Linked DNA regions of Mus musculus: region 2 is linked to region 1. The links are chromatin loops, found by intact Hi-C in ENCODE. Cell type or tissue: left cerebral cortex. All regions are shown on one strand. Links, peaks and the distances in the headings refer to the core of each region. The heading gives the core; the rest is flanking DNA.

What was found. Hi-C counts contacts between places; a loop is a spot of excess contacts. Peaks named below come from ENCODE experiments on the same cell type or tissue, not always from the same donor. Only the 100,000 strongest peaks of a DNase experiment are listed, where the experiment ranks them.
Region 2: it touches region 1 in a loop (2.1-fold over the local background); 1 of 42 quality-filtered maps calls a loop at or near these places.

What each region holds. Positions count from the first base shown.
Region 1 is chr3:109,337,636-109,342,029 of GRCm38, reverse strand. Vav3 (vav 3 oncogene) reads right to left here and starts at 1,347. Exons shown (of 27, transcript NM_020505.2): 1 at 788-1,347. The coding sequence starts at 991. In left cerebral cortex, for the core only: no CTCF peak of the experiment used is centred there; DNase peaks (open chromatin) are centred at 169, 1,249 and 1,940; H3K4me3 peaks cover 2,032 bases.
Region 2 is chr3:109,270,755-109,275,148 of GRCm38, reverse strand. No RefSeq gene overlaps it. Among named protein-coding and RNA genes, the nearest start is that of Vav3, 68 kb to the left of the region's middle. In left cerebral cortex, for the core only: a CTCF peak has its summit at 1,790; DNase peaks (open chromatin) are centred at 1,515, 1,915 and 2,289; H3K27ac peaks cover 585 bases.

The DNA of each region.
Region 1 (4,394 bases), core at 1-4,000:
TGCCTTCCAGGACTGGATTTTAATCAGAACCCTCAAAGAGGTATCTCCAAGCTAAGGCCACAGAAGCCCAAGTGCCTCCAAGCTACCTGATCGCAAGACCCAATGAAAAAAAGCAGAGTCTCCAGCAAAACTTCTCACTTCCTGCCACCGGTGAGGGAGGCTGGGCTGGCTCCCCTTACGTTTTCAGACAAGCTATAAACACAACCTTCCAGTTTGCTAACAGGCCACGGGCTTAGGGGGCGGGGTGGGGAACTTCAGGAAGGCTCTCTGTGTCCCTCTTGGTTTATTTCCTCTGAGCAGATAACGGTACCAAACGCCCTCCACTTCCTAGAGTCCTCATCTATGGCACAGTTCCTCTTTCCAGAACGTGAGGACCAAATGAAAGCAAAAAATAAGTCAAAGCAAAATTAACCCCACCGCTTCATCTCATCCCTTCTCATTGTTATTTTAGAGCCGACTCCCTCTTTGTTATCACACACACACACACACACACACACACACACGGGGGGGGGGGGCAGAAAGGTGAAACGCGCCCTAGGATAACTTATTTCTTCCCGCCTCCCAGAAACCTTTAGGATTCCATACACCATCTCCCGACGCAAGGCTTTATTAGTTCTGCTTAGAAGCTAAGTCATTTCAAGGCAAGTGAGGAAAAGCCCCCAAGCTGAGAACTGAGAGGCAGGGCAAAGCGGAGCGCACCTAGATGTTTGCATTTACACAAAGAAATTATCCGGATGATTAATGGGAGCCTCTGACGGGCAGCGGGGTCGCGGGGTGGCCTCCATACCTGGGACATCTGGGGCCTCAGGTTGATCTCCTTCAGATTGATGGAGTGTGGCCGCAGGTTGTTGAGCAGCTGGCAGAGCAGGACTCCATCGCGAAGGGTCTGCGCCAGGTCGAACACCTGCGCCGAGTCCCAGGTCACCCGATGGTTGGGGGGCAGCACCTTGCTGTGGATGAGCCACTGAGCGCACTGCTTCCACGGCTCCATGTCCGACGGCTCCCGGACCCGGCCCGGCCGGGGCGGGCAGCGACTCTGAGGTGGCCGCCGCGGAGCGTCAGAGCCCCGCCGACGCCAGTCGCGCTGATGGCCCCTGGTTCGCTTTGCCTTTCTGGAGCGGGCGCCGCTGCCGGCGGCTCGGGGACGCCGCGTGGGACTCGCCTCGGGTCCCCGCCCGGATGCGCCGCGGCCCGGCCGCCGCTGCAGCAGCGAGTGCCGCGCGCTCTCGGTGCGCCCCGGCCGGCTCCGCTGAGCACTGGCTTCCGACTGGCGAGCCTGGCGCCCCGCGACTGAGCATGCCCAGCGCGCCTGGCCGGTCTGTGCGGTCCGCGAGTCCCCGGAGGCGCGGGTGCGAGCGTGCCCGCCGCCCTGGCTGGGGGTCCGGGGCTGAGGGCGGGGCGGCTGGGGGGAGGAGCGGGCCGAGTTGGGGCGGCGGCCACAAAGGGGATCCCGGCGCCCCCGCCCGCCCGTGAACCCTCGGATGAGTGGAGCTTGCACAACCCCGGGGCGTCCAGGGATTAGCCCATCGGCGCGGCTTCCTAGGAAGTGTGGCTGAACACTGAGATTCGCAGGGGTGTCCCCGGGGACACCCTGAACAATGAATGCGATTTAAATTAAGAGGGTCTCAGAGGAGCCAAGGCTTAACTGGGACACAGGGAGCCTGGAGAAATGAGATGTGCACTACGCGCAGCTGGAGAACGCAGCATGGAAAGTTTGTGATCGGCCCCTGGTCCCGCCTCCTCCAGGTCCATCCTCAGCCCCTTCCTGAAAGTCAGTTTCTTCTGAGAATGTTTTGACACCTTGAAAGTGCGTGACGTGGGGACAATTGCAGCTTCAGCCTAGGTAGAGGGAAAGAAGTAGGTTTTGCATATCTCCCAGGCTTGGAACTGTTCACTAAAGCAGTCCAGCGCCTTTTGCTGATCTTCAAAATCCTGCCTGAGAAAAAAAGAAAACTGGCCGGTGACACAGAGGCAAGAGCGCGCATGCGTCAGTGACTTGCCACCAGGTTTGAGCTCAAATCGCTTCAGTACCGAGACACTGAGAGACTGGGTCAGCATATTTGGAGAACCCTGGGGAAAATTGGAAAGTTCCCCCCCACACACACCCACACATGTCAACTCTGTCATACTGAGGCAAGGTTCTCCCTGTCTTTTTTATTCCCACTGCCCTACAAAGCCGAAAAGGGTGTATAAGCTTTTTGTAGTAATATATTATTTCACTGAACTCTGACAACTCCCTGTAAATGCCCTCTTCGCTAGTCTTTTTTTTTTTTTAATTGAAATCTAGTTTGGTGGGATTTTATATCTGTTGTTGCTGCTGCTGCTGCTGCTGCTGCTGCTGCTGCTGCTGTTTCATTAGATATTTGTAGCTCAAATTTTCGATTGTGGATCTTATTGATTTTATAAACAGGACAAAACGTAACTTTTAAAAAGTACATGATCTGTTGGGACAGAAGTTCGCTTCTTTTATGCGTGACTGTAGCAAGCGTGGCCTGCTGTGTACACAACCAGCCTTAAACAATAATAAATCAGCCTAAGGATTTCCTTTCCTCGCATGCATCCGTCCCCAGCAACTTCCTCTGTGCACACTGTGGAGTCCATCAATAGCACAATGTTTCCTAGACCATAATAGGTTTGAAAGCCTGAAACTACAGGAGGATCAATCCTTAGCAATACTGTATCACCGAAACTGTAAAGTGCATCCTAGGCACGAAGATTATCAACAGCAGTGTTGCAATAAAATAGAACATTATAATCATAAATCGTGAAAGAATGTATAAAATATATATACTTTTTCTTTCTGGAATTTTCCATGTGATTTTTTTTGGGGGGGGGGGGTTGGCTGTTGACTACCACTTTCCTAAAAACTCAGAATGCAAAACCATCAAAAAGAGGCAAGTACTGTAAGCCATGTTACTCATTATAGATCTTTACAAACAAAACACACATGACTTGCCATTTAAAATGTGGTCCTGCATAAGAAGAAGTGGCGCTGGAAAAGAGGAAAGATGATAAGGAAAAAGCAAAGACTAGCCAAGCATTTCATTTTAGGTAGCATCAGATCATCCCTTAATACTGTTAAAATATTTCCAAAATCCAGATCATGTGTACCGACCAGTAAACAAACCTGGATTTAGAATCCAAGTTAAGCTGCTTTTTGATAACCTTGGGCAACTTCTATTCTTCTAACCTTCATTTTCTTCACCTATAAAATGAAGGAAGTGACCCTTGCCACGTTGGGTTGTCAGAATAAAAAAAAGAGTACGCCTTGGTACTTGGAATGAATACATAGACAGGAGTATCACTGTGGACCTTGTAAGACTCTCGGGCCTGAACAAAATACCCATGGAAGGAGTTACAGAGACAAGTGTGGAGCAGAGACTGAAGGAATGACCATCCAGAGACTGTCCCACCTGGGGATTCATCCCATAAACAACCACCAAAACCAGACACTATTGTGGATGCCAACAAGATCTTCCTGACAGGAGCCTGATATAGCTATCTCCTAAGAGGCTCTGCCAGTGCCTGACAAATACAAAAGTGGATGCTCAAAGCCATCCATTGGACTGAGTACAGGGTCCCAGTGAAAGAGCTAGAGAAAGTACCCAAGGAGCTGATGGGGTTTGTAGCCCCATAGGAGGAACAACAATATGAACTAACCAGTACCCCCAGAGCTCCCTGGGACTAAACCACCAATCAAAGAAAACACATGGTGGGACTCATGGCTCTAGATACATAAGTAGCAGAGTATGGCCTTGTCAGTCATCAATGGGAGGAGAGGCTCTTGGTCCTGTGAAGGTTCTATGCCCTAGTATAGGGGAATGCCAGTGTCAGGAAGTGGGAGTGAGTGGGTTGGTGAGCAGGGGAAGGGGGGAGGGGATAGGGGATTTTCGGAGGGAAAACTAGAAAAGGGGATAACATTTGAAATGTAAATAAAGAACATATCTAATTTTAAAAAAAAGTCTCTCAGGCCCTACCCAGACTGAATGAGTAGGACCCTGAACTGTATCAAGGTCCTCAGGTGATAAATAAATTTCCATCAAAAGCTGCAAAGCCTTGATATAAGGTATGAATATATGTGGTGCCTGTCACAGGGACAGCTTCATAAACACCACTCACTATACCACACATCCCTGTGCATCCACAGAGCATCAGCAAAGACCAAATATTTTAAATTGCTACATATCACATGTAACATGTAAATAGTACTTTAGGTCATAAAACTCAAATATTAATCCAGAAAGTGTATATAAGGGCAAGGAAGACAGATGGAGGTGTAGGAGGCCTACAAGAGGCACTTAAAGAAGTTGTGGGGCTCTTCAGGTGAGTGAGAAGCTACAACAGGTGATGGTAAATGTCTAAAATTGGGGCAACAAAACAGCAATTGGGATGGG
Region 2 (4,394 bases), core at 178-4,177, 67 kb after region 1:
TGCATTTGGGAGATTGAGAACCACTGTCACAGAAGGAAGCTCATCAGATCCCCACCTTAGATTGCAGACACTTCCTCCTTCCCTCCAGCTGCACATCCATCGCATGGCCCTGCCTCAGTTGGGGGTGCAGGTAAAGGTGAGGGGAAGGTACAGTATAAGAGGAGGAGAAGGTTGATTGGGGGGTCTCCAATGAGACAGCTCTCATAGGTCATCATCCCTTCTGAGTGGGAGTTTATCAGTGATGTAGCTGCCCAAGACTCACACGTGTTCTTGTAAGTAACTTCTTATCCAAGCTCTTATAAATAACCACAGCAGGATCAATAATTCACCATGCTGGATTCAGACAGAATCATTTCTTTGGTCTATAAGTGCTCTATCTGGGGTAAATGCATGTATCTATAAATCTTCCAAGAGTTAGGCAACAGCTATCTCAGCACAACAATAGGAATTATAGATGGTCTCTAGCTCTTTATGCCTCATAGAGACAAAGAAATAACAGCACGTGCTCTCATTAACTAGCAGAACAATGGGTGCGTCCGCAAATATCAACAGTGTGGTTACTATCCCGGTGTATGTGAGAAGGTTCTAGAGCACAGACAAAGCAGCAACTTCTTGCAGGAGTTGTTAGAACAAAAGCACAAAGGCCTGCAGAAAAGAAGAAACTTAAACCGGAGAATAAAGGACAGGCAGAAGTGTCTGAGCAAGCAAAAGATGGGAGCGCATTTATATCACGCTAGCACTTTATCAAGAACATGAGTCCTGAAGCCCAGCCACCACTTACAGTTCCTGGGTTGGTAGGCAAGTTCCCTCTCTTTGGTACTTCAGTTTCCCTATCTGAACATGGCACAGACAACAATGTATTTTGTAAAGTTTCTTGTGAGCATTAAATGCATTATTGTTAAGTGTTGAGAGGAGTGTCAAGTGTAGGAAGGGTTGGATGGCTGCTGCTACTGCTGCTACCAGTACTATTACTACTAATGTTTGGTTATAGTCCAGATTATTCTCATCTGTGGAGTAAATATTTAGTTTTGTGCCTATGATGGGTTCAAGCCTTGCATGACAGTTGAAAACCCCTGCTCTAAAGAAACTGGAGTGCAAACACAGCAACGAGAGGCATGCACATATTAGCGGGCTTCAGTAATTCAGGTGAGCGATGGCATTGCTCCCTGTATTGCAAGTAGAGCACTCAGACCATGTCAATGCTTTTGCAGGATTTATCAGGGAACACTGTTTTATTGCTACTTACAAGAAGAAAGATCTCAGGTCTGCCATGCATATTTAAGTACTGGTGCCAATCAAGCGAGCATCCTTCCTAAGAATGCTTTTTTTTTTTAATGGCTATTTTTTGCCTGGCAATCTTTAAGGAAGGAAGATAGCTTAACACATCAAAGCAGCATCGTTCATTCTGTGTGCGTTGCCCTGGAGTAATCTTCTCCATGAATCTTTCATGAAACAGACTCCCTGCAATGAGAGTGCGGACTGAAGGTCAGAAAGGGTGAGTCACAGCTGATGTTGGAAGACTCATCTGAAACCATTGTTGACATATTCAGATACTGTCTGCAATGGAGACAAAGAATTCCATACCCTGTATAGCAGGGGTCTAGAGAATGAGTTTTAGCAAGACTACTTTACAACAAATCCCCGTGATAGGAGCCAGTACCCCTCTCTGGACTGTATCTCATTTATTACTCAGCTCCCAGCTTTTTATTTCCACCCAATTAATTGTCAGATGATTCTCAGTCATAGCTCAGATTGCTACATACTTCCTCCCACTAGGATTGCACTAACACCACAGAATTTTAGTGAAAAATCTTACAGTTTATGGAAATCCTAGCTAAGCTACTGGTCTGTATTTATGGAATAAGAACAGTGGAAGGTTTCCAAGATGTGAGCTCAAAGAGGGCCAGCTGTTTGCCCCAACACCCCCTAGGATGTGAAAATGCATTCTGAGGGTGAGTCATGGCGACCAGCTGGCTTTGTAGAGCAGTGAGCCTAGAGCCTTGTGAATACATTATTTTTCCACCAGAGCAGATGACAGTTACCTCCCTTTGTTCAGATTTTAAAAGAATAAAAGAGGAAGAGGAAAAGGAAAAGGAAAAGAAAGAGGAAGAAGGAAAATTTTTCATTGTAATCCCACTGACAGAATAAACAAATTTTGTGCTGAATTTGTTAGTGATAAATTAGAATTCTTCTTCCACAACCTTCACCAAAACATTCATGCACTTCTCAAATGTGACCCTAGATGATCACCTTAGACATCCTCTGAAGACTCTTGAGAGATATGCAAATTCCCCAACGATGCCAGTCAATTTGATGTTATCTAACATTCTGTATATTTCTGTCAATCTCCACAGGTAATTCTGGTACAAATTAAAGTGTCAGAGCTATTGCTCCAACTGTGTGAAAATTTATTTTCAAGAGAGTTACATTGAGTTCCAAAAAGCTTAAATCAAATAACCATTTTGTAGGCTCTTCCTATATAAGTCAACTTACCTATTTACAATCCTCTGATGGTTCCTCTAAAGGATAAAATGCAAATTCCTTAGCTTGGTCTAGAAAGACCTTACAAGCTGGTCCTTGTCCAGGTTTACCTCCCTATATCATACACCACACTTATCCAGTTTTACCTCCCTATAGCATACACCACACTGCAGACCCACTGTGTGTATCTTAATTCCATTCTATGTACATGCCTGGTAGACCCCTCTCCTTATATCATAGTCTTTCTCAGTTCTTCCATAGACAATGAATTGCTATAGCCTCAATATTTCTTTTTTTCCATTTTTTATTAGGTATTTAGCTCATTTACATTTCCAATGCTATACCAAAAGTCCCCCATACCCACCCACCCCCACTCCCCTACCCACCCACTCCCCCTTTTTGGCCCTGGCGTTCCCCTGTACTGGGGCATATAAAGTTTGCAAGTCCAATGGGCCTCTCTTTCCAGTGATGGCCGACTAGGCCATCTTTTGATACATATGCAGCTAGAGTCAAGAGCTCCGGGGTACTGGTTAGTTCATAATGTTGTTCCGCCTATAGGGTTGCAGATCCCTTTAGCTCCTTGGCTACTTTCTCTAGCTCCTCCATTGGGAGCCCTGTGATCCATTCATTAGCTGACTGTGAGCATCCACTTCTGTGTTTGCTAGGCCCCAATATGGCTCCTTGATCACATGTCTCCAAGAGAACCCATTAAGTTATTTCATAGTTCCTCCCTCATCTACCTAAAACCTGAAATAAAGACTGAGCAAATCATGAATAAACGTATTCTCTGCTCTATCTTTGTAGTTGCCTGCCCCTGCTATACATTTGACATGTTCATTATAGTTCATACCACTGTCATTCACAGAAAGAGAACCTGCCCATTTATACATCTTACTCTATGGCAGAAACATCTGTGGTCATGGAAAGAGTTCATATGATCAAATTCTTATCAATGAGATGAAAGTCTGTGTGAAGAGATACTTAGCAATAGAAAAACCAAGTACTTCCATCTGGGGAATCATGAGATTTGATTCCATTATGTTTTTAACATTGAGAAAATAAAACCCTAGATCTCAGATTCCTTAACTATAGAATGGGAGGGAGGATGGAAAAACATCTGCCCTATTTGTCTCACCAATTTTTGTAATGACATAAAACCCCATTTGTCATTAGGGAGATGATTAAAATATCATGTCCTTACGTGTAGTTTGTCTTGTTATATATTAAATATTATCTGAAATACTAAGGACCAATAGAGTATAAAGGTCTCAACCATCAGTAAATTCAGGAGACACTGGGATAGAGGGAAGGAAGGAAGGAAGGAAGGAAGGAAGGAAGGAAGGAAGGAGAAAAAGGTACAGAGGAAGGAAGGGAGGGAGAGAGGATGAGAGAGAAAGAGAGGAAGAGAGAGAGAGAGAGAGAGAGAGAGAGATCATCTATTGAAAATACAGCAATGTGTTTCAATCCAGGGAAACGTCCTATGAATATTTGCTCTATAGACCAGGTGAGGTTTTCTCCCATCTCTGTGTGCCCCCACCCCCCACTCTGCTTTCTGAACAACATGAAAACAACAAAGAGGACTTGTGGTTGTGGTTTTCTTCCTAATCTCCCTTTACATTTTCTATTCCCATGCTCCATTTCCAGGAAAGTGGCAGCCTGCCAACTAGGTTTATTACCATCCTCCCAAGAGCCTCGTGTCAGACAATTGTAGCAGGCTTCAGGTCACTTGTATCAGGTTATCAGGCTCCTTTCAACTCTAGGCTTTTTGGCAGGTATAGGGAACTGGGCATTGCTGAGCAGGATCTTTAGCTCTCATCCTTCTCCACCAAGTACAGTTGATGCTTCAGGCAAGAGTGAAGAAATGAGAAATTGACTGAAATTGTGGATATTCTAGCAAACTCATCAGCAATTCA